Regions from separate parts of the Homo sapiens genome. Here all the other regions are linked to region 1. Evidence: chromatin contacts called from ENCODE Hi-C or POLR2A ChIA-PET data. All regions are on one chromosome and are shown on one strand. The core of a region is the stretch at or near the end of the contact, and the rest is flanking DNA. Distances in the headings are between cores, read along the strand shown. Region 1 holds the start of NR3C2 (nuclear receptor subfamily 3 group C member 2). Region 2 overlaps TRIM2 (tripartite motif containing 2). Region 3 has its middle 89 kb from the start of TRIM2. Region 4 holds the start of TIGD4 (tigger transposable element derived 4). Region 5 holds the start of MIR4453HG (MIR4453 host gene). Region 6 holds the start of LINC02273 (long intergenic non-protein coding RNA 2273).

The links. Hi-C counts contacts between places; a loop is a spot of excess contacts on that map. ChIA-PET counts read pairs that join two places held with the same protein, here RNA polymerase II (POLR2A). Pooled maps may share reads with other maps.
Region 2: a loop to region 1 is called in a map of naive thymus-derived CD4-positive, alpha-beta T cell, with 13 times the contacts of the local background. The contact joins the enhancer-like site here to the promoter of NR3C2 in region 1. A Hi-C loop is called at or near these places in 1 of 168 maps with a recorded cell type or tissue (naive thymus-derived CD4-positive, alpha-beta T cell) and 5 of 50 pooled maps. POLR2A ChIA-PET finds 5 or more read pairs at or near these places in 1 of 52 experiments (naive thymus-derived CD8-positive, alpha-beta T cell).
Region 3: a map of CD4-positive, alpha-beta memory T cell shows a loop between it and region 1 (10-fold over the local background). The contact joins the enhancer-like site here to the promoter of NR3C2 in region 1. A Hi-C loop is called at or near these places in 2 of 168 maps with a recorded cell type or tissue (CD4-positive, alpha-beta memory T cell and naive thymus-derived CD4-positive, alpha-beta T cell) and 5 of 50 pooled maps. POLR2A ChIA-PET finds 5 or more read pairs at or near these places in 1 of 52 experiments (CD4-positive, alpha-beta T cell).
Region 4: a loop to region 1 is called in a map of naive thymus-derived CD4-positive, alpha-beta T cell, with 11 times the contacts of the local background. The contact joins the promoter of TIGD4 here to the promoter of NR3C2 in region 1. A Hi-C loop is called at or near these places in 2 of 168 maps with a recorded cell type or tissue (CD8-positive, alpha-beta T cell and naive thymus-derived CD4-positive, alpha-beta T cell) and 8 of 50 pooled maps. POLR2A ChIA-PET finds 5 or more read pairs at or near these places in 1 of 52 experiments (activated B cell).
Region 5: a map of CD8-positive, alpha-beta T cell shows a loop between it and region 1 (28-fold over the local background). The contact joins the promoter of MIR4453HG here to the promoter of NR3C2 in region 1. A Hi-C loop is called at or near these places in 3 of 168 maps with a recorded cell type or tissue (CD8-positive, alpha-beta T cell and ascending aorta) and 14 of 50 pooled maps. POLR2A ChIA-PET finds 5 or more read pairs at or near these places in 2 of 52 experiments (activated T-cell and naive thymus-derived CD8-positive, alpha-beta T cell).
Region 6: a loop to region 1 is called in a map of naive thymus-derived CD4-positive, alpha-beta T cell, with 14 times the contacts of the local background. The contact joins the promoter of LINC02273 here to the promoter of NR3C2 in region 1. A Hi-C loop is called at or near these places in 1 of 168 maps with a recorded cell type or tissue (naive thymus-derived CD4-positive, alpha-beta T cell) and 5 of 50 pooled maps. POLR2A ChIA-PET finds 5 or more read pairs at or near these places in 1 of 52 experiments (T-cell).

Annotation. Positions count from the first base shown.
Region 1 is chr4:148,440,715-148,444,620 of GRCh38, forward strand. It overlaps NR3C2 (nuclear receptor subfamily 3 group C member 2), which reads right to left and starts at 1,700. Exons shown (of 9, transcript NM_000901.5): 1 at 1,446-1,700. RefSeq lists a silencer at 1,608-1,897 and an enhancer at 3,834-3,906.
Region 2 is chr4:153,243,644-153,247,549 of GRCh38, forward strand. All of the region lies in intron 1 of TRIM2 (tripartite motif containing 2), which reads left to right. LOC105377496 (a long non-coding RNA gene) reads right to left here. Exons shown (of 3, transcript XR_939360.4): 2 at 3,171-3,405; 3 at 991-1,499. Among named protein-coding and RNA genes, the nearest start is that of TRIM2, 41 kb to the left of the region's middle. Within about 2 kb of position 1,833, at least 5 of the 41 ENCODE cell types and tissues checked have a DNase peak (open chromatin) inside an H3K27ac peak, as active enhancers do.
Region 3 is chr4:153,113,764-153,117,669 of GRCh38, forward strand. No RefSeq gene overlaps it. Among named protein-coding and RNA genes, the nearest start is that of TRIM2, 89 kb to the right of the region's middle. Within about 2 kb of position 2,233, at least 16 of the 41 ENCODE cell types and tissues checked have a DNase peak (open chromatin) inside an H3K27ac peak, as active enhancers do; they include CD4-positive, alpha-beta T cell, where a contact is called at or near this core.
Region 4 is chr4:152,777,596-152,781,501 of GRCh38, forward strand. TIGD4 (tigger transposable element derived 4) reads right to left here and starts at 2,135. Exons shown (of 2, transcript NM_145720.4): 1 at 1,887-2,135. ARFIP1 (ARF interacting protein 1) reads left to right here and starts at 2,359. Exons shown (of 9, transcript NM_001025595.3): 1 at 2,359-2,631. RefSeq lists enhancers at 1,577-1,786, 2,237-2,396, 2,587-2,636.
Region 5 is chr4:152,534,046-152,537,951 of GRCh38, forward strand. It overlaps MIR4453HG (MIR4453 host gene), which reads left to right and starts at 2,219. Exons shown (of 1, transcript NR_033797.2): 1 at 2,219-3,906. It overlaps FBXW7 (F-box and WD repeat domain containing 7), which reads right to left and starts at 2,047. Exons shown (of 14, transcript NM_001349798.2): 1 at 1,082-2,047; 2 at 896-988. MIR4453 (microRNA 4453) reads left to right here and starts at 2,383; the gene lies at 2,383-2,471. RefSeq lists enhancers at 393-492, 1,742-2,277, 1,983-2,342 and a silencer at 1,083-1,872.
Region 6 is chr4:152,098,742-152,102,647 of GRCh38, forward strand. LINC02273 (long intergenic non-protein coding RNA 2273) reads left to right here and starts at 2,012. Exons shown (of 3, transcript NR_121628.1): 1 at 2,012-2,076; 2 at 2,743-2,839. RefSeq lists enhancers at 1,669-2,169, 1,776-2,070, 2,170-2,670, 2,965-3,906.

The DNA of each region.
Region 1 (3,906 bases), core at 450-2,949:
GTTTTCACAAAGGAAAACCTTAAAGTTTTACGTTTTACAGTCTGTGTTAAATTGCCCTTTTCCATAAAGAAGTACTTTTTTCGGGAATATTAACAAAGATCCTTGCGAATTTGTATTTTATCTGGAAACACTTTCACTTTTAGTAACCCCCAAAACCCAATCTCATCATGATGGAAATGATAGAAAAGGCATCTTTTTTATATTTATTTGACTATAAGATGGCACTTTAAAGACTAAAGCTTAAGAATCTCACAATCATCTATAGACTGCATAGTTGTAAAAGTTCACTATATGTAACTATTTTTTGTCATTCCCCACTACATAACTATTATGTTCCTCTCTTTTATAGATGAGGTAAATGATAGAAATCTGCCCAAGGTCACCTGAGAGAGCGGGAGAACCAGTTAGAACTGAGCACACCTGATTTCTATTCACTCACCTAATTTACCGAGCCACCTGATCTTTCCAAAAATCGCCAAACAAAACTATGCCTCCCTTAAAGGAAAAAGCTCCACTTTAAATTATTTTTTAAAACTTCTCCTCTCAAGCTTTTCCATGATAGCTGCCACGATGTCAAACATAAAATTTAAACTTCACAGCAGGACTTCACAGATGGAGAATGCTGTTATCATTACTATGTAAATATCATCAATAACAGCACCTAGAGAAATGGCAATACAAAATGTTAGGAAGCAATTTGGTGCCTTTAAAATTCGGCGGTTTCAAAAGCTCGTCTGCTATCAAAAGTTTTCCTAACTCCTATGTCATAATAAATAATTAAAACTGATGGTGCCATAAACCATTATTATTTAAACCTGGTCTTTTTAAATTGAGTAGGCAAAGCCACGCACCTAAAATTCAGTAGCAGAGTAAGGATGCCACCAAAAGAAGCTTCGTCCCCTTCTCCCTTGCCCTTAAAATTCCAACTGATGCCATAGGAAGCGTAGCCTGTCTCAAGAGTTTCGCGAATGCTAGCGAACGGGAAATGCACGAATTTCCAGAGCCCCTTTTATACAGGATCTATTAGGATCTATATCTCCTTCAACTGCCCTTATGCGCTACACCTCCGGCTGAGATTTGGGAGCGTCCGCAATTGATAAAGGAAAGAAATATTATTCAAACGTCCTTTAAAAATTGTACAGGGAAAATGATCCGAAATTCATCTTTGGGTAAAGGGAAGGGTGGTAGACCTCCCACTGCCAAAGGCAGTTAAAAGCTGCTAGTTAGAGGGCATTTATCCAAAGTGGCCAAACTTTCCCAAAATAGTCCTCTGGCGGCCAAAGGGGGAGAAAAGTGGAAAACCAAAACAAAACAACAAGCACACAGCACCATACTGACTGTGCCTCCGGATTACGCAGCCACTTCTCCCTGCAAAGTGCACGCTCCCGCGCCGCGGCCGCACGCCGAGCACGGCAAGCGGTGCCCCGCCGCGCGCCCCTACACACCTGCCTCGGCCGGGGTCCGTCTCTCGCCGTCTACCTGTTGCAGCGCTTGCCACCGCCACGAAACCCCTGCTGCGGAGCCCCCCTAAATCCAACCACATCCAGGCCAGCGAGTGCCGCTCTCCCTGCAGCGGGAGAGCCCGAGGCAGCAACGCTCTTGCACCCAGGTGACTGACTGCACGGGCTTCCTCTGAGCAGCCTGAAGTTGGCTCCCGTCTCCCGGGCCCAATGACACCCCGGGCGCGGAGGGGCTGAGAGGAGGGGGCAGGGGCAGGGGCAGGGCCAGGGCGGGCAAAAAAGGGAGGGAGAGAGGGCGGGCGAAAGCCCGGAGGGGGAGTGGGCCAGCTGGAGGGCTGGCCCTTTTAAAAGCGGGTCACATGTCCAGATAAAGTTCAGGTTGCTATCCCGCCCCCCTGAACCCTTCCTATTGGCCCGAAGAGAAGCAAGGCTCCACGCCGCACGGGTCAGGCGGGCTTCTTATTGGACAATCCAGGCTGTCAGTCACCAGGCGGGCGACATGACTGATACAAAGTTGCTGCGACACAGCCTGGACTCGGCAGCTTCCTTAAAGCCGCAGCCGCGGCGGGAGCTTGGGGTGCCGGGCGGTGGCTACATCAGGCGGCCTCCGCACGCTGCCCCCACCCCCATCGCTCGGCCGCCCCAAACTTGCTTACGTCCACCCTGCTCTCCTTCTGACCGACCCCAGGATATCTGGAGAGATGTGAAAAGTGTGCTGACGCGGAAGAAGTCGGTTTTTCCGCGAGCAAAGTGTCGTCCCCTCACGCTCTCCACCTGCAGCTCCAGGTGAGCTGCAGCCCAGACCCTGGCGCCGCCCAACAGCGTCCGCGCGCGGGGAGGACTCTGGGTGGGCTTCACCCGACCCTCGAGGTTCCTCTCCCAGCCCCTTTCCACTGTCTCCAGAGTTACCTCTCAGCAGAGCAGCAGCAGCCTTCGCTGCCAGCGAGCAAGACGATCACGTTCACTCGATTTGAATTTAGTTGTTTTAACCGTGCTGGAAAAACCCTTTAAACACAGCTTTCCTCCCATCCCTTAGACCCCTAACACCAAAAAAAAAAAAAAAAAAAAAAAAAAAAAAAAGAGAGAGAGAGAAAGATAAATGAAAGAAGTGGCAGGGTCAAGAGCTGCTCCTCTACTTCCTTATAATTTTGTCACTGTACTTACTACTTTAGTATTGGATTTTTCCACTAGTTCAATTTGAAAGCAAGCTTACCATCGAGGATATTCACGTTATAATGGGTGGAGGGGGTGGGTCACATAAGTGGGAGAAACAGACAGGAGGGGGGAAGGAACCAAACTGTTTTCTAAGGATCGGTTGTCTGCATGAAGAAATTTCGGTTTCCCTCCAACCGCCCCCTCCTCGATTCTCCTCCCGCCCACCCAAATGCTGCAGTTACTAAGCAAAAGGATGGGGTTCCTAACTTTGATTTCTAAGGACTTTTAGGCTTCTCATGTAAGGCCCCGTTTTAGGCTCCCCGCTGGCCCGGAGTCAGCATCAGTGACGTATACACCTAAATCTGGTCCCCCGGCCCTCGGCGACCCGCAGCCCGGCGGCGGCAGCTGTGCGGCCTCCCGCCTCACCCTCGCTTCGCGCCCGCCAAAGCCCGAGGCGGGGGACCGGGGGACACCCTGTGCCCAAAGGCCCCTCCTCTCCTTAACAGTTAGTTAAGCTCCGGGATTCCGGACCCCTAACCCAGGGCTGAGACTTGAACTCTCAGCCGCTCCAGTCAGGAACTCCCTGGAGATAGGGGCGACAGCGGCAGCGCCGCGAGCTGGTCCTGACCCCAGACTCTAATGCCCCTCGGTCCCCAGCTTGGAGCTGCCCCCGGCGTCCCCGCAGCCAGGAGTCCCCGCCGAGCGTCCCAACTTTCCCGCGGGGCCCACCGTCACGCGCACTCTCCCGGCCCAGCGAACTGGGCATCGATCTCACGTCGGCAGAGCGCGGGCGGCGGGCGGGAGCAAGGGGAGTCCCGGACCTAGAGCCTGGGCACGCGAGGCGGCGGCGGCTCCGCAAGCGTTGCCGAATTATTCATTATTAAAGGAATGGACGTGTCTCTTTTACTAAGTTTTTATCTCCTTTGAGGAGGGCCGGTCTTGCCCTGGATCTCAGCTTCTTGCAAAATCTAGGTTAGAACCGTGCAGGGGCAGCCGCCGCGATCACTCGCCCGCCACCCAGCACCCTTGCCCCAGGGCCGCCAGCGGGCAACTCGTCTCCTGCCCGCATCCCACCTCCGCTCGCCAACCCGCGCCCTCTGCCCTGGGCGCGCAACCTGCCTTGCCCGGGGCCGCCCCTGCGCTCTCCGGACCCCCTCTCGCCGCTGTCAGCGCAAAGTGACTGTCGCTGCACTCACCTTTTCTAGGACATGGTGGGGAGGCTGGGGCGGGGGAAGGGGAACGGCTAGACTCCCGCCGCCGCTGCTGCCGCCGCCACCAGCAAGTCCAATAT
Region 2 (3,906 bases), core at 583-3,082, 4.8 Mb after region 1:
TCCCAGAGGAGAGCCCTTACTAAGTCAGAGGGTATTATTGTGACATCTGACCTTGAGGACAGTTCAACATGTCAATCAGGCTAGATAAGCAAATTCTTTATCTAGTAAAAATGGCTAGGCATGGATAATATGTGGTTTCTTATTCTCCTTCCTCCTCCCCCTCCTTTTTTTTTTTCCCCCCCCCCTTGAGACAGGATCTCTCATTCTATTGCCCAGACTGGAGAGAGAGCAGTGGCACAATCACTGCTTGCTGCAGCCTCAACCTCCCGGGCTCAAGTGACCCTCCTGCCTCAGCCTCCCAAGTAGCTGGGACCACAGGCATGCGCCATCACTTCCTGCTAATTTCTAAATTTTTTTGTAGAAATGGGGTCTCCCTATGTTGCCCAGGCTAGTCTGGAAATCCTAGCTTCAAGCAATACTCTTGCCTCAGCCTCCCAAAGTGCTGGGATTACACACATGAGCTACTGTGCCACTGCCATCTTCTTCTTCTTCTTCTTCTTGTTCTTCTTGTTCTTCTTCTTCTTCTTCTTCTTCTTCTCCTCCTTCTTCTTCTCCTCCTTTTCCTTCTCCTTCCTCTTCTCCTCCTTCTTCTCTTCTCCTTCCTCTTCTTTCCTCCTCCTCCTCCTCCTCCTCCTCCTCCTCCTCCTCCTCCTCCTCCTCCTCCTCCTCCTCCTCCTCTTCTTCTTCTTCTTCTTCTTCTTCTTCTTCTTCCTCTTCTTCTTCTTCTTCTTCTTCTTCTTCTTCTTCTTCTTCTTCTTCTTCTTCTTCTTCTTCTTCTTCTTCTTCTTCTTCTTTTAATTAGAGAGGAGGCCTCACTATGTTGCCCGAGCTGATCTTGAACTCCTGGGCTCAAGCAATCCTCCTGCCTCAGTCTCCAAAGTAGCTGAGATTACTGGTGTGTACCACTGCACCTAGCAACACATAGTTTTTTGAAGATGTACAAAAATTTGATTCTTGGAATGGATTTATAAGAAAGCTTTGCATTTCCTCTGGGTTGAGGGAAACAACTTTATTAATTGCAGTGTCTTTGGAACAGGTACATATTTTAATATTATTAGAGAAAGAATTTCTGGCCTGCAAATAATTGGATATGAACTAGAGAATAAATATCTTCCTACATTGCAGGAGAAAGTAAAACATAACATCCTGTTTCTATCCACAGATACTTAAGAGGGAAAGGGAGAAGGAAAGGAAAGAATGGAATTGGGAATTACATGGCATAACTTGGGATACCTGTTTTACAGCTAAATCATTTGTGATCTGATTTCCATGTTGGTGGGACTTGGCCTGTTTCTGGCAGGTTCCTCCTGCCTTCCCTCATTTTCCCCAGCTTTCTTCATTCATCACAGGTTCTTTTTTCTACCATCTTCTGTGGGTAAAATCTAGGGGGCTTGTGACCCTCTGAGATGGTTCTTGCTGCACGTGTCTGTGCACAGCACTGAGAAGCAAAGTACACACACAGTCAGTTCTTGCACCAGTCAGGAGCAGCTTGCCTCCACCTACAAAACACAGGGTGATCATGCGTCTAAGGAACTGATTATCTTTTCCATTTCTTATCTTCTGCACAAGCCAATGGTAAGTTCTGTTTACTTACTTATCTTGGCTTATGCACAAGTAAACTGTAGGTATTGTTTTTCATTTACGAGGTTTTTGCTATCCTTGGGTTGGTTTATAATGTTGTTAGTCAGACCAGGTTGTGTCTTAATGTCCAGACAGTGAGTTAGGGTATTACAGACCCACCAACTGGATTTTCCTCTGAAGCAAAATCTACTAAAGGTGTGTCAGCCATTTTGTTAGGCTTGAGCAGGGGCGGGCAAACTATGGCCTGTGAGCCAAATCTGGCCCACGGCCTGTTTTTGTACAACCAGTGAGCTAATGATGGTTTTTATGTGTTTAAATAATTTGGAAAAAACCAACAGAAAAATAATATTCTGTGACATGAGAAAATTATTTCAAGTTTCAGTGTTTATAAATATAATTTTATTGAACACAGTTATAATCATTCCTTTAACAACTGTTATTTATTTGTTTGTTTATATACTTATTTATTTTGAGACAGGGTCTGTCTTTGTTGCTTAGGATGGCAGTGCATGGTGCAATCACAGCTCACTGCAACCTCTCCTCCCGGGTTCAAGCGATCCTCCCACCTCAGCCTCCCAAGTATTTGGGACTACAGGTGTGCACCACCATGCACGGCTAGTTTCTTTGTATTTTTTGTAGAGACAGGGTTTTGCCATGTTGCCCAGGCTGGTCTCAATTTTCTGAGCTCAAGCAATCTGCCTGCCTCAGCCTCTGAAAGTGCTGGGATTACAGGCATGAGGCACCACACCCAGCCCCTTTACCTACTGTTAATGGCTGCTCTAACACTACAATAAAATTGGGCAGTTGCAACGGATACTGTATTGACTCACAAGTCAATAAAGTGTTTGCTATACTGGCCCTTTACAGAAAAGGTTTGCTGACCTCTTTGCTTGTATAATTAAACAGCAACAATAGTTCACATATTTTGAGTCTTCCTATGTGCCAGGCAACGTGCTAAGCATCTTTTGGGCATTGTTTAATCCTCATAACAACCCTATAAAAAGTATCTCTTTTAAAAAGTAAAAAGTATCTCTTTTACTTTTTACAGATGAAGAAAAGGAGGGTAAGAGAGGTGGTGTAATTTGGCCAAAATCACACTGTTGGGCAGTATCAGAGCTGGGATTTGTACCCACATTTGTCTGATTCCAGAGCCTGGATTCTTATCCACCACAGAACACCAACATGCCTGTATTTCCTAGGTGGGTCTGAAGTAGAGGCCACAGATAAAAATTGTTAATTGTCTGAAGCTTAATTAACTTCTATTTCAAGTAATTTAATTTAGTTTATTATTTGAGATTTAGTATCTGTCTCTGTTATGAGAATGTGTACATTCCTTAAGGATAGTGACTATCTGTGGCTCCTAACACAGTGCCTAGCACATAGTAGAAGCTAAGTTAAAAATCTGTTGAATGAAGTGGATAGGGAGTAGGAAAGAGGGTGGGAGAAAGGGGGAGGAAGAATAGAGGATGAGAGACATTATCAAGGAAGAGTCAGGGTGCCTAGCATTGGCCCTAAGGTCATGGATGGCTCTGCTTGGCACTGGGCTCACCCTGACCAAGGGCTCACAACACCCTCGGGTCAGGCCTCACCTGACCGTGCACACATTCCATCTGCTGCTGCTTGACTTCTATTCTTCCGCCCTTGCTCTTCCCCTCTGCCTCTGGTGGCCTTGTGGCTTCCTGGCACTGGTCCAGATGCAATGCCAACCTTGAGAGGCGCATCAATGTTTGTTTAGAGTGCATTCATTTGGAGGAGGATGTGGAAGTGAGGCCTCCCGTTCTCATGTCCAGAGACGATGACTTACATCAAAGGGCAAAACTGACGCTGGAAGGGGACCAAAAGGAATCATTTCTCTTCTGATCTTTTTAAGAAGGCTGCTGGCTCTAAGGGAGAGATGCTGGCCACTGAGGACTCATTTCCACAGGCCGCTGACCAGCACAAAAGTCCAGGTTTCTTTCTCATGAGAACCAGTGGCAGGTAGGCATGAACAGACTCTCTTCCTTCCTGGGACTGGCCTGGGACTAGAGTTAGTGTGAGACCTCAGCAAGAGTAACAAAGTAGCACTGCAGCCTCTCAGCTGTGTCAAAAACAGCAGGGAGACACCAGTGCTAAGTGGGTGAGGATGCAGAGGGAGGCTGTGTCCAGCCTGGTGTGATAAAAGTGTTTAGGCACCAGGCGCGGTCACTCACGCCTGTAGTCCCAGCACTTCGGGAGGCCGAGGCAGGCAGATCATTTAAGGTCAGGAGTTTGAGATCAGCCTGGCCAACATGCCAAAACCCCGTCTCTACTAAAAATACAAAAAAATTAGCTGGACATGGTGGCACA
Region 3 (3,906 bases), core at 983-3,482, 4.7 Mb after region 1:
TACACATATCAGAGGGGAGCGCAATTCTCTTCTCATCTCCAAATGCACAGGTAGACTCACAGCTACATCTGTCTTGTCACACCCCAAGCACCCTGCTCCCCGACCTGAACTCACTCCAGCACAGGCGCTCTTGAGAGAGGCAGCCTTGCCCAGGCCACTTGGTGCTCTGTGGCTCACACCCAAACGATGCCTGGCATGGGAAGCTCTTGGTGTTGGTTGAATGAAGGAGGACTTCCTTCCTCCAGTTATCTCCTCCTGCACCCTCGATCTTCTCTCCACTGAATCATTTCCACTCACACACAAAGACGTGCTGGAATCTCTCATTAGAAGAAGTCTTTCTGTGGCTCGACAGACTCTCAGTGTTCCCTCCCTTTCCCCATCCTGTTTCATAGCAAAACTTCTCCCACAAGCGGTCTGCACACTAACATCTTGGCTTCACCCATCCTTCCTTCTGCTTCTTCACCTACTCTTCAGTCTCCTCCAGTCTGGCTTCTGGCTTCTCCACTCCCCCGAAACTCCTTTTGTCAAGGGTGTCAGTGACCTCTGTGTCAAGGGCATCGATAAGCTCCATGCTGTCAAACCCAACTTTGTCTATTATAAAAACACCTAGAAGAAAGAAATTGACAGAGGAGAAGGCTGTAAGGTGAAACACAACTGCCCACCCCCTCTTCTTAGACCCCTCTCCTCTCTCATTGCCCATGATACAGCAAATAGATTTTTCTCTTATCCCACCAGACACTTCTAATCAACCTTCCTCACTAGGTCGCCCTCTCCCTGACCTCTAGATACAACCTCTTATTCTTCTCTGTCGATGTATTTTTCATTCTTAGCTTTAAACACCATCCATTTGCTGATGAATTCCAAATTTATTTTTTCATTTGAATCTAGACTCTTAAGCCCTCCGTATCCTTCCTTGGTGACTTCTTTAGGTATTTCAGGGGCATCTGAAATTTAACATTTCCTAAATGTCACCCTTGATCTCCCCAACCCCCTCCCCACCACCCAACTGGTTCCCTCCATCGGTCCTCAGAAAATGGTGCCACCATCTCACTTGCAGTCATGCCCAACAGCTAGCATAGTCCTTGTGGGAGTGTCTCTGGAGATAAAGTCATAGACCGGGAAATGCTGTGCCAAAAGGCGTGTGCCACTTCTTAAAAGTATAGAGAGCTCTGATGCCCATTCACCACAATAACAAACGAGGCTTTGAAGCTCCTGACGTTATCGTCTCTGAAACTGTGAGGATTTTTTTTTAACTGGGTAGTTTGCTTTGCCTGGAACTCTTCCCTCCTCTGAGGCGTTGGTGAGTCAGCTGGGGCTCGTAGATATAAGCAATGGACACCAAGCTCTGGGTGTTACAAGTAGAAAAAATGGACTGAAAGAGTACTGGGTAGCTCACAGGGCCACTGGGAAGACTGAAAAACTGCGGGACTAAAGGGAGCCCTGAGGTCAGCCCCAACCAAAACCATACCCTAGAACCTGTGCACACCAGACTCTGGACGTCATCACTGCCTGCTGCCATCGTTGTCACTGCCTGAAAAACAGCCTCCTCCTCTCATCCCTGACTCTGCTTCACTAGGGTCGGTGCCTGTGCCCTGGCTTCCCAGGAGGGGGAAAGGCAATGGGCCATTTTGACTGCACCCTTAAGACTTATCAGGTGTCACTCTGGGTGGCTGCAGAGGTGACGGCCGCCCATGGTGCTCATCCTGAGGGTCCGCAGCTCTCATTGCTGTTCAGCAAGACAACACTGGACCTGTTGGCTGTTACAGACTCTGGGGCTTTGGGAAGGGAACGTGAATGGAGCAGGGGAGGGAGGCAGGGTGGCACAATGTTTAATTATGCCATTCCAAAGTTCTGGCCACCAGTCTGTCCTGTCTGTCTGTCCTGCTAGCAAGTTCTGCATGTGGCATGTCAGCGGCCATCTTCATGTTCCTGCTGGGCCTCTTCTTTGATGTCATAACTATGAATATGTTGCCCACATTTTGTCCCCTTTTTATAGAAAGGCTCCAAGCACTTTGCAAACATTAGTAAGTGATTAGTCATCAGTACACAGTTGTTAATAAATCAGGGACTTTCTCAGCTGGATTCCTCCTGTTTTTCTCCCTCTGCCCATCAAGATGGGAGGTGGGGTGGTAGGGGGGAGAAAGACTGGACTCCTTTTTCTTAAGCACTGCCTTACCATTTCTCTACCAACCCTGGCACTTGCAGTGGAAACTTGCCGCTTCCGTTTTTAGCCACAGAGGTAATCTACTTTCATTTTGGCGACTAGGCTGGTATTTTTTTCCACGAAGCTGGGTGATGAGCCTTGCCCTGGTTTCTGAGGTTTCATGTTCACCAGCAGTAAGCCAGGCCTCCTTTTTCCCCTGGTTTCTTTTCTTTTCTTTTTTTTTTTAAAGAAGAGGAAACCAAGGCAAGTATTTAGTGAAGGTGGCCAAGACGCTGGAGCTGCTGTTCTCAGAGCGCAGTCTGCAGGCCAGCACATTAGCAACATCTGAAGTGCACATTAAAATAACTCCATCGCCACCTCCCAAATCAGCCCACCTCCCCCACTTCCCTCCACCCCACCTCCATCCACCCCACCTCCATCCACCAAATCAGTGTCTTTGGCATTAAAACCAAAGAAATTGCAGTTTTATTAAGTTCGCAGATGACACTCTAATTTAAAAACCACTAGTTCAGAGTAGACGTAGGCATCAGAGCAGTGACATGATTTGAAGCCACAGGCCTCAGTCTATGCACCTGCAAGGTAAGTGATGAGCAAATGAATGCAATAGGCAGCACGTGGACACTTTTGGGGGTGCCTATCCATTATACAAGTTTGTTTTTGTTTTTTTGAGAAAGGGTTTCATTGTGTCACCCAGGATGGAATGCAGTGGCAGGATCTCAGCTCACTGCAACCTCCACCTCCCAGACTCAAGCAATCCTCCCACCTTAGCCTCCTGAGTAGCTGGGACCACAAGTGCATGCCACCACACCCGGCTAATTTTTGTATTTTTTATATAGACAAGGTCTCGCTATGTTGCCCAGGCTGGACTTGAACTCCTGGACTCATGTTATCTGCCTCTCTTGGCCTCCCAAAGTGCTAGGGTTACAGGCATGAGCCACCCCGCCCAGCCTCCATTTCACAAGTATTTGAATGACTGCCTACTATGTGCAAAATATATGCCAGAAAATAATCAGGAAATTTTCCATCTATAAATTGCATTAGATAGATAGATAGACAGATAGATAGATAGATAGATAGATAGATAGATAGATAGATAGATAGATGATAGATAGATAGATGATAGATAGATAGACAGACAGATGATAGATAAACATAAACATTAGCCCTACTGTTTTCTGTCTTCTAAGATAAGGGAGCTGAATAGATGGAGCTGAAGGGTCTTCTAGTTCCAATTTCCTACAATTTATGAAGTGGTTGGAATTAGCCCTGACCACTTCCTAGACACTCTTAAAAAAAAAAAAAAAAAGACTTCAAACACACACAAAAAAGCACTAAAAAACAAAAACAGAAACAAAACACAGATGCCCATGTTTCGACCTCCAACATTGAACACATTTTAACATTTTTCAATCAATCTAAATCTTTATAGATACAGTTGAAGTCCTCACTTTCAACCCATTTATCTCCTTCCCTTCCTTTCTATCCAGAAGTGATGATCCTGAAACTGGTATGTGCCTTTTACCAATGGTTTTATAAATTCAAAATATATACTGTTGTTCAGTGTTTTTATAAACACATATATAGTTTATATATATCCATCATGTGCCTTTTATACCTATTTTGCAGTATTTTCAAATCTATCTATATTGATACATGTACATCTACTTTGTTCATTTGTATGACATTCCAATATATGAATATCACCACGATTTATTTAACCAGTTTCCTACTGATTAGCACTT
Region 4 (3,906 bases), core at 885-3,384, 4.3 Mb after region 1:
GGGAGGGAAGGAGGAAAGAAAAAGAGGAAGAAGGAAGGAAGGAGAAGGGAGGGAGACAAGAAGGAAAGGAGGAAAGAAAAAGAGGAAGGAGGGAAAAAAGGAAGAGAGGGAGAGAGGGAAGAGAAAACAAGTCTCCTCTAAGCAGGGCCAGGCTTAAAATGATGTTTTTCAGTTAGTACCAAAAATATTCCCCAATCCAAAGAACGCTGGTTTGCTGCTTCCATTGTCTCAAAGGATGTATAGAATTCCACTATTTTCCATCACCAGCTGAAGTAGTTTCTAGTGTTTTCTTGGAGCCAGACTACATTCTAATTTCCTTCAGGGCAGTGGAAATCATGGAAAGATTAATCCTGTGTATATATAGCCTTGCACAGCGTAATACTGTGGATGAGGATTAATCGTACACAGTACCAGAATTCACTGAAGAGTATCTAACTTGGTTAGCATCTTCACCAAGCAGAAGTTAGCATTAGTTCCAAATCCATCTGAATCTCCATCAAAACCATCAGCAGCTGCCAAGGAAACTATGAACAAACTAAAGCAAGTCTTCACCTTTCCAAAATAAGAAACACTTCAGAGTCTGACAGTCTAATAGTTAGACTAACTTTAGTCAAGCTAAGCATCTCCAAACTCAAGAGACAGCTAGCAGGAATCTTTAAGATAACAGCCAGCAAAAACAATTTAGTATTCATTGTCCACATCATTCAAGCACCGCTGAGTCCTACCGTACACTTCCTCCAAGTCACCCTTCTGAAACCCTAGGAACAACACTTGTACTTAGCTGCAAGTTCTGTAGTTGCTCAGTTCCTACACAATTACAGCAGTAATTAATTTAGATTGGGATTATTTTCTTATAATTGAGAAGACTAATGGTCTCCAAACCAACAAGATGGCTTTGTACAGAAAAATCCACAGTAAGCTATAACAATTGAAGTTACAGTTTGAGTGGGTTGGCATATATATTTGCTCCTTTCTTTTGTTTAAGACAGAACCACTTAAGATAAGAGATTTATGTTTTGGAATTTCAGTACTATTTTTTTAAGAGGTGGTATCCTAGAGAGCTCAATCAATATTGTTATACATTGGAAACATTTATGGTGCCATAGGTGTTTACTATTCACAGATCTGGGGAAGATACCTGCCAGGGATATTTCACTACACTGAAACTCCCTGGAAATCTGTAGAGGTAGAGCTCTGCCTTTGGGCATTAGTCATTAAAAATATCTTGTCAGCTACTGTGACAAGTAAAGGCAGCTGAGAAGTACGGTCTAAAGAAGGGTAAATCTCGCCGTGTGCACAGTTACCCTTCGCATTTCTACAAGTGAAATGGGAGTAAAAATGAGCATTCAAAGCTGTCAAAGGAAAAGCAGTCCAGCAGTTCGAAGGGATATTCTGTGATGGACCAACTGTATGGTACAGTGTGTAAATGAACTTCAGGTCTATCTAGCGCCACGGGGGAGCCACGCTTTCGCACCACTGAGCTCTGGGGATGGGGAGAGTAGTGCAGGTTGGGGCCCCGTTTAGGAAACTACGAAGGGCTCTGAGAGAGCGAATTGTTCAGCAGTTTCCGTGACAGAACAATGATCTATTTAAGAAGTAATGGGGCAAGCAAAGAAAGCAGAGCTCGGTCATCCGGAAAAAGAAAGAGGAGCCGGAAAGAAAAGTATCAAGGAATCTACTGTGAGAGAGCGAGCAAAAAGCAAAAAGCGATCACAAATCCAGAGCAAGTAAGAGCTCAGGGATGCCGGGCCCGGGGGTCTAGCCTTTCTGAAGGGAGAGGGCTCCCCAGGCACGGGGGCAGCGCGAGGCAGCGCCCGCATTCCGTCTGCTGCCTTATCTTCGCATTCTCCCTACCACCCCCACCTTCCCCCCGGGACTGGAATAACCTTCTTCGTGCTCTCCGGTGGCTGAGAAAGCAGCTTTCGCTCTTCTGTGGTAGCGTGGAGGTGAGGTACATCTACCTCCACCCTCCCGGCACCAGCTCACGGTCTGTTGGGGGGGTCCTCCTAACGTGTGAGGCTAGGGTGTGTGAATGAAAAAGAGGGAGGCGGAGGCCTCCTGGAGACCTTCGACCTCTCAAGACCAGGCAGGGGCGCCCTTCCGCAAGCTCCCAGCTCTAGCCGGTGCCTCTGGCCCCGCGCGCATTAGGTCGCTGCCAGAAAATTACCCGGGCAACGACACCGCCGGAGTCCCGGATGTGGTTGCTAGGGCAGCAGAGGGAGGGGCGTAGCCCGCCTCCCGGAGAAGGGCGGAGGGATCCTCGTGGGAGGTGCGCTGACACCACCGAGACGTGGCCGGGCAAGGCCGGATTGAGGGAGAGAGAGGCCGTCCAGGGCCAGGGACAACGCTACTTCCGGTCTCCTCACTTCCGGCTTCGCTGCTCTTGGTTCTGGTTCTGGAGGCTGGGTTGAGAGGTCGCCGGTCCGACTGTCCTCGGCGGTTGGTCAGTGTGAATTTGTGACAGCTGCAGTTGCTCCCCGCCCCCGAGCAGCCGAGGTGCGTGGGGGAAGGGGAAGAAGGAAAAGGTCCGGGTCGCGTTTCCGCTCAGTTTTTGCCAGGGTTGAGGCGATTCCAGAGAGCGGCGGAAAGGATAAGCCTCGACTTAGAAGCTACCGAGTTACCCTAAGAAAGGTGAGGGCGGAGCTGGCTCGCCTGGGAAAAGGCGGGGGAAAGATGGTTTGAGGTGGCTGGTGGGGCGGGCACGTTGCCTACGGGTTCACCGTTCCGAACTTTCACAGGGCACGCCTCTCCTTAGTCTGTGCCGTATCTGCCCAAGTGTTATGCCTTTGGTTTCTTCTGTCCTTCATTCCTTCTGTCCCTCTGAGTGTGCCCCCGAAACAGTCGAGTGAAGGTGTAGGACCGGCCCTTGCAGGGAGGCACTCTCTTGGCTTTGCATACATTGGGTGGGAAAAGGAGTTGCAGGATCCAGAATCCGGACCTTTCTTGACAAAGTGTCGGAGTGGGCCACCTTCAGGCTTGCTGTCCAACCCTCATTTCTCCCCTCTTCTCCCTGCATCCCCAGCTTCCTCTCTCCCGCAGTGGGAGGAAGGGAGATAGTGACAGTCCCTCTGAGAGATTCATCTGGCAGTGGTGCAGAGAGGAGTCTTGCCTGTGAAATGTCCCAAGCCTGACTAAGGAATGCTGGAGTTTTGGAAAGGGAGTTGTTCGATTGTCTTCTGCTCCGTTCCTGTTTGCCAAGTTACTACTGTTTACGTGTCTAGGAAAAGGAAATAATTTTTTAAAAACAGTTTTTAGATGCTAGACGTTTTTCCCTTTTACTTTATTTTGTTATTACTTCCTTTGTTTTGTTCTTACCTTCCTCTTGAGCCCTTTGATTTCAAAAAGTTTACACTTTATACTTCCTGCAGATCCTTTGGCCACTCTTAGGATTTCTGTCCCCCGCCCCTACCCTGTTTTCTCCTAAAGTATAAAATTCATCTAACTACATTATTATTTGATAAGGAAAAGCCGGAAGAGATCCAGAACTTCGCATAAACTTTTGCTTTCATACTTTCACCTGTAAGGGTGTGTTCATGTTTGCCATTTAATTAACTTAATTGGCATAGAAATGTGCACCAGAAATGGTTACCTTAAGTCAGCCGTCTGTTAAGGCTTCAGGAATTGGCCTTTTCTTTTTTCTTTTTTTTTTTTTTTTTTTGAGACAGAGTCTCACTCTGTCGCCCAGGCTGGAGTGCATTGGCACGATCTCGGCTCACCGCAACGTCCACCTCCCAGGCTCAAGCTTTTCTCCTGTCTCAGCCTTCTGAGTAGCTGGGTTTACAGGTAGGCGCCACTACCGCCTAGCTAATTTTTGTATTTTTAGTAGAGACGGGGTTTCACCGTGTTGGCCAGGCTGGTCTCAAACTCCTGACCTCAAATGATCCTCCCTCCTCGGCCTCCCAAAGT
Region 5 (3,906 bases), core at 969-3,468, 4.1 Mb after region 1:
ATTACTTTCATAAACCTTTAATTTGGTACTCTGACAAGATACCTAAAATACAAGTCAAAGGTTTTATAAACTTCAGCTTTAAAATAATGGAAGGAAAAAATCATTCCTGACTTAAATATCAAAGATGTATCCTAAATTGATACAGAAATAAAGATAATTCAAAAAAGCAAAGCCTCAAACCAAATAAAAAAGTGCTGTAATTTGTTACTCTAAAAAAAAAAAGGGGGGGGTGAAAGGGAAAAAATCACAACTTTTATAAAATGATTAATGTGATAAATGCTCTTCCCCAAGTAAGTTGTGATTCCTAACAACTCAAGTTCCTGAGTAACTGACATCTGTTACAGTGTCCTCCTGACACACATGAAATTGGACCCAGTAACTGAGAAGGTTAACTCCTGTACCAATAGGTACTGAAATGAACCTCTCTCAAAACAGGTTTGTTGTTGTTTTTTAAAAAAGGAATTTTACTTTCAGGGGTCCACAGGTTAAGTAGTTCTCATTCGGGAACCTATATGAGAGTACCCCCGAAACAAAAAGTACACCGCACACACCCACAGTACCAGGAAAAGGTTACAGATACAGATGGCCTCTGTGCGCACATATGCTCTGGCTTCCTCAATTTCCCTTTGCCAACTGCTGGCCAGAAAGGTGCGAGTATTCACTTTGGAGAAAAGACTCCTCCGACAGAAACCTGCATACTTGCATTACTCGTACAAAGAGCTAAAAAGTTACAAAATACAGGCCTCCCTAACACCTTCCCCCCTCCGTGAATAAAGCTAGACTCCCTCATTGATAGACTCCCAACACTACTGGAGAACATCAGCAAAACTCCAGGAGGAAGCGCCGGCATCCTCCCACTTTCTCCCCCTCAATTCCCTCTCCCGGGGCCACTCACACTTTTAGAAAAGAGCCGCGGCGCCGAGAAAGTGGGTTGGTTCCCTTCCTCCTTCGGACTGAAGCGGCAGCTGCGGAAGGCTCCGGCGCGGTACTGAGGAAGAAGCGGTGCTCGTGTCGCTAAACCAGGCGGCAACCCGGGTCTCTTCCGCGCTGCCAGGGGAGGGGAGGCGGCGGCCCCGCTTACCTCCTCTTTTCCTCTTCCTGGGTCTTTTCAGGCTGCGGCTTCTGCCCGTCCAGGGCCACTTCTCCCGGGACAGTCAGGTTTGGGAGACTCCGGATTTTGTTTTTGTAAAGTTTCCTCTGGGTGGAGGCTGCGGCCGGCCCCCCGGGTCCCCCCCGGCCCCGCCGCCCTCGGGACTGGGGCGGGGGAGGGGGGCTCTAGGAACTCCTCCCGGAGTCCAGCCAAGGAGCCGGGGGGCCGGCGACTGGCCAAGGGAGAAGACCCCCGGAGGGGGCTGAGGGGAGGGGGAAGGTGAGGAAAGGACGGCGGCGTCGGTCCTGTTCTCTCCGCCGCCCCAGCCGCCGCTTCACATCGGGGTCCCCGCCCCCCCGGCCGGGGGGTGGTTGCCGAGCTTGGTTGGGGCCCCGGTTCATACACTCCGGGGCAAGATGCTACGGCCCCGGGCGGGTGGCCGAGTCGGCGGCAAGGCGAGGGACCCGGCCGGCTCCGCTCGGCGCCGCCCCCGCTCCCGGCTCCCGCATGTGTCGCTGCGGCTGGGACCCCCCTCCCTACACCTTGGGGGTCTCGCCCCACGCCCCACGGGACGAGGCAGAAGCTCTGGCGCCTCCTCAGCGTTCTCTCACCGCGGAGCAGCTACCCACTCCCGGCCCGTGGTAGCCGCCTCCCTGCCCCCCAAGCCGCCGGCTCCGGCTCAGGCTCGGGCTCCGGCTCTGGCTCCGGCTCCGGCGTGTGCAGCCGCCGCTGCCGGCCGGGAAGGTGAGGGGGGGAAAGGAGTGCGGCCGCGGCTCCCGCTGGCCCAGGTGAGAGCGAAGGTCTCGGCGGCGGCCAGTGCAGGGGGACTGGATCTCTCGGATGCTCCTTCGCTCTCAGTCTCAGCGGCGGCGGCGGCGGCAGCGGCAGCGGCAGCGCCCGGAGCTCAGCTCGCTGTCTCCCTCGCTCTGTGCGGGGCTCTCGCCTCACTCCAGAGAGAGGGGCGGGAGGAGAGCGGCGCCTGCCGATGACGCAAGTCACCTAGCAACCGCTCTCTTCCCCCTCCCTCTTCTTTCCGCTCTGAGGCTTCCTCCGCTGGCCTTTTTCCCCCTTCCAGCCACCCCGCCCTGGGCGCCTCTGGCGCGCTCTGATGACGCTCCAAGGGAAGAGGAAGTGGGGATCGGCGAGCGGGTGGGTGCGCCTCGGGCCGCGGGACTCGCAGCCGCCACCGCCGCTGCCGCCTCTACGGCCGCGTCAGAACTGAAGAGAGGAAGGGGAGGAGCCGAGTCGAGCCTAAGCTGCCGCCCGATCTTACCCCTGACCCGAGGGCGGCCTGGAGAGCTTGGTCTGTAGCGGTTTCCTTCGGGGCAGGTGGGGACTGCTCCTTTGGGAGGAAGGAGGAGGCCCAGGCCGCGTCTTCAGGCAGCTGCGCGCACCACCCGAAGGTGAGGCATTTGGCCCCAAACAGACCCTCGAAAAGCCGGACTGATCGAGGAGTTACCCTACAGCCTGATCTGCACCTGCTCCAGGGAGAGAGCGCCCCACCCTTCCCGTGGCGTGGGGTGAGACCCAGCGTTGGATAACGTGTGGTCGGGCCGAGCAAATGTTTGATGAATGAATGAATGAATGAATGCCTCTCTCACGTGGCACTCGTGAAGCTCAGAGGATATGGTGGAAGTGCAAGCGCTTTGTAAACTGCAGTGCATTGTAAAAATGAGTTGTAATACATTCCTCCCCTCCCCCTAGCCATGAAAGGAAACAGGGGTGCGGCTTGAGTACAGAGTCACAACCTGAGTCTTTAGTGGAAAAGGAGACGAAATGCCGAGCAAGGGAAGGGACCCATCCTCGCGCAGATTGTTAGGGCGGCGGGAAGGGAGGATTGGAAGGGAGCCATCCTCTGGGAGATTGCTGAAGGATTTTTGACTGTCAGGGGAAGAATTTAATAGTCCCTCACTTTTACGAATGGTTCTTTCTTACGGTTTGGAGCTTTCGAGAGCTTCTGGTCTTGGTTCATCAGTGTACGTTGTCATCAAGAAATGTTGGCCTGTTTCAGGTCTGACTCAAAGGTTATTTTCTTTCTAAAATAAGTGTTATTACTATTATGCAGCTTTTCCTACAGATGTTATCCTGGAAAGGAAAGTTAAGTAGAAACTCATGAAGTTTAAAGTGTAGTTCTCTAGGAAAACAAATTTAAGATAAAAGGACCAGAATCCTCAGAAATCTGTCTTCAGTGAATAGTATGAGAAAAAGATTAAAGCAGCAGCAATGATGAAAGCAGATTCCACAATTCTGTCCCTGGACCCTAGTACACTCTACCTCCTTGGGAAGCAGTAGTAATGGATTTTACAAGTCTTTCCACCTGGAGGAGGGGGTAAGGTAGGAGCAAGTGTATTATAGACAAATGTGGGAAGCTCTGGGTTTCTCCCACTACTGCCACTACCATCTGCAAACAGTAAACTAAGGAAACTTTTAACTGGGTAAATCCAAGGGCTCGTGTTCATTAAAATGCTGCGGGAAAGGTGGTGAGAGGGGCAAAGGAGGATGTGGCAAAACCAAGGAGAGACTCACAGACTAGCACCTGACCCTACTGCCCTTGACCTGAAGTTCCAAGAGCCAGGTTAAATATCCTGCTTAAATTACCCTGGATTTTTCTGTCTTTACGTGACCAATCCCCTGCTACAGCCTTCCAAATAAGACTCACAGGTAATCAGACCAACAAGTGATGGTCTCACATGGCTACAAAATAAATATTTTTTGTTTTTCCCCCTCTTCCTATCTTACAACAGGGGAATGGTGGAAATTAAAGGAGTAAAACACACAGATTTAGGGGATTTTGTGAAGCTAAACACCTCAGAGAG
Region 6 (3,906 bases), core at 762-3,261, 3.7 Mb after region 1:
CCAGTGATGTGTGTTTCGGAGGTCCTCAGAGGCATCTCCTCACAAGCCTGGCTGTGTGGCCTCAGTGGTGCTGAGGAGGAGATGTGTCTTCTCTGGCTGGCCCCAGGCCTTAGATGCACTCCATCCAGCTCCGCCTCCTCTCGCCTCTGTGTCCTTCATGCATGTTCCTGCCTCCCGGGCCACTGCCAACATCAATCTGCTTAGGGACCCGAGACCAGTCTCCTCAGAGAGTGTGTAATGAGCCATCCAACAACCACTGTGGATGTGTCCAGACTGTCTCAAAGGCTGTTGGATATTTGCTGGGTCCGCTCTGGGTAACCTTGCCTTTGTGCTACCGAAGAGGAACAATGGCTGGATCATCCTGGAACCTCCTCCTGGAGAATGAGCAGCAGCATTTGTCCTGGCTGCCTTCTGGAGGAAGTGAAATCCAAGCTGCAGAGCCACTCTCACAGCTGGTGCTGGTTCAGTCTACCGCAGATGCGAAGTATCTAATGGACTGCCTCTTGTCTAGGGGCAGGTGAGAGCAGAACTCGTCTAACACACTTTGAGGACAGAGGGGCATCACCCGTCTGTGGGCATTCCCAGCCACATTTCCCTCCCTGGTTCAGGGGGAAGGTCTCCCTGCATTATCTAACTCCAACTCATCATGCTCAAAAGAAAAGTCAGGCGATCTAAAGCCCACAGATAGCCTTGCTCCCCTGTCTCTGTCAAAAACACATATGAAAGCAGAGAAAAATTCATCAGACACGGAAGCAATTGGAGAAGAGACCAGGAGAAAACAATTAGGTAATGAGGATGTGCATTAAACCATCTCTGGCACCTTCTTGACCCAGAAACATTCTTTATGTCCTGGTAATGATGGCACATTGAACATTCCAGGGAATTCCAATCCTGGAAATCAAGAAGGAGACTTACTCTAAAGGCATAGGCGAAAGTGAGTTGTCACCAGGGTGCACAGCTTCCTGGACATTCTACTGGAATAAAACTTGGCTCCCCAGGGGCCAGCAGGAGTCACCCAAGGGCAGGTCCCAAGCAGTCTCCCTTCCAGGCTCTGTAGTAAAAATGAACCACTCTTGATTCGAGGTTCAGAGTCTGAGGTCAATTTCCCCACCCCAGATCTCACTGGGGGCATTAGATCCCCTAGGGCCTTCTTCAGACCCCTAAGATTTATCACTGGCTTCAGAGAGATGAACCAATTCAATTAGCTTTTCCATTCTCCCAGCTTATTTTCCAGGAGCGGAGTGTGGCGCTCATTGTCGCAGTCGAACAAGCTAAAGAGCCTGCAAGGCCCAATACTGACTCCAGGAGATACTGGGAAGGGCTTGCTAGTGATGGAACCTGGCTATGAATCTTGCTTTCCTGATTCTAAAATTGACTCTGCCTGAAGGTGCTGCTGAGGTGCCCTGGGTACTTCTCCAGCGGTGGGTAGAGGAGTGACAGAGGGAGGAGTGCCCCTGACACACAAACAATTTCAGGAAGACAGTTTCCCTATTATCTATTATATAGATTGGGGGGTGCATTCATTTATTCATTCAATATTTATTGAACTTCCACGTATTCCAGGCACTGTCTAGGCGTCTGGGCCAGGATAGAGAGGGGAGTAAGATAGACCTTTCCTTGCTGTTACAGAACTTACGTCTTTGTTGGAGAGACAGGAAATAAACAAGTAAGTTAAAAACCCACAATTTGGGGTAGAGGCCCACAGGTCAGGTTCTGCAGGAAGTAGACTCTGACAAAGAGATTTGCAGGAGGTTTTTGGGGCGTGATCTCAGGAGCAACAAGTGTGAAGGGTGAGGGACGCAGGTCGGACAGATGGAAAAGTTGCTTTCTGTCTTCCTCCTGAGGAGCTTTGCAGCTTGGGACAACAAGCAGTGTTGTCCTAATTAAGATTGGAGGACTGGGCATTTGCACTCCCATGTGACCAGCCTTTGGATGCAAGCTGCCTCCAGGAAGTGGGTGTACATGTGGGTGGAGCAGCTTCCTCTGACAGAGGAAATGACACACCTCTGACACTTTGCAATGCTTGGAAAGTGTCTCAGGTGTGAGTTGGTGGAGCCTGCACTCCCAGCAGCTAAGGTGACAAGCGTTTTTCGGTTCTGCCAGGGGATCTGAGTGGCACACAACAACATCCACTATGAAATGTGGTGTGTGCTGGGTGGGGGCTGACTGAGGAGCTCGAGAGTAGGAGTGAGGCAGGCTATTTTAAAGAGGTGGCAAGGGAAGGCCTCTCTGAGCAAAGGCAGAGACTTTAGGCAAAGACTTGATTGGTGTGAGGAAGTGAGCCATTCAAAGTCAAGGGCACCAGAGGTTCTAAGCAGAGGAAACAGCAAATGCAAAGCAGAGAACAAGCTTGGCACATTTGAGAACCAACAATAAGTCCAGTGTGTCTGGAGCCACAGGAGTCAAGGAGACAGCAGCTGGCAGTTCAGCCAATGGGCTACCAGGAAACCAGATGGCAGAGAGCCTGGTAGACCACGGTAAGGAGTTTGCAGTTTAAGAGTGATGGGAGATGTTGGAGCACTTTGAACAGGGTGAAAGTCACCATCTGATCTACATTTTAAACGTATTATTTCACTAAATAGAGAAATAATACGTTTAAAATGGTAGTAATTGGTCATTGTTATATTGTCATTAACAAGTAGAGATTCTAAAGTCTAGACTTCTAAAAACAATTTTAAGTGAAGCAAATGTTGCTCCATCTGACAATTATGTAAGCCAGCCATACCTGTTCTTTCCCTGTAGGTAGAAGCATATGGGAAACTGCATTCCGATCCAGGGAAGTATAGGAAGCAGTAATAAAAGTGGGAAGACCTATTATAAGTTCGTTGCAGTCATCCAGGTAAGAGGGGATACTGGCTGAAAACAAGGTTTCAGCTATGTGGGCCCTAGCTTGGAAGGGATGGGATTCTACATATGTTTTGTAGCTGGAAGCAGGAGTTTGAGGCTAAGAGATGACCTGAGAATAGAATGATTTTAGGTGTTAGGCCTGAGAGATGAGGGCACATTAGGGAGGAGCATGTGCAGCGGGGGCAGGGCATCCAGAATGCTCTTTGGACATCTTATATTTTAAGTGCCTGTCAGACACCCAAGTAGAGACGCCTGATGTGAAGACATGAATATCTGCAGCTTGAGGTCCTTCGTAAGATCATTTGAAAATAAGAGTTGTGCTACTAAAATAAAATGTGCAAAAAAAAAAAAAAGAGAGAGAGAGAGAAGAAAAAAAGAAAATCGCTGCATCATGCTGTCTTGTGTATAGTTGAATTTTCACATGCTGTGGAAATTCAGCCAGAGATCCTGTGGAAAAATACTGAAAGGACCCTTGGATCACTGATTCTAAGTTTGAAAAAGGGCTGGGCTGGCTGCTTCTAAGCTTGGCTGTCTTGCTTCTATGGGGCAAGTTCGGGAATCTTTTTTTTTTTTTTTTTTTTGTAATTGAGGCAATTGACTTTGTCAGCAAGCTAAGAGTGGATTTCTCTCATAGGGGTGAATTCACATTGATCAATGTAACCAGGCTCCTAAGAGACTGATAAAGCAGAAACTGTTTACCTTGAAAAATATAGTCATCTCACAATTATGTAAGCCAGTCATGCCTGTTCGTTCCCTGTAGATCAAAGCATATGGGAAACTGCATTCCAATCCAGGGATTTCCCAGTGAGTTAGAATTAGACAAAGGGGTTGAACCGAATAGCTCAAACATGTTAAGTTATCAACATACTAAAATCCTGAGCTAATTGGTAAGGAGCCTGCTCCTGGAGCCTCCTGTCTGCTCCTACTCACTGCCCTTCTCATATCAGGGACCTCACAGAGCTCCCAGCCACTAGAAGGTAAATGCAGGTAGAATGGGGACCCTAGGTCCCTGCTCCAGCTGTAGCTGAAGATCTTGCTGTTTGGGTGGTGCCTGTGCTG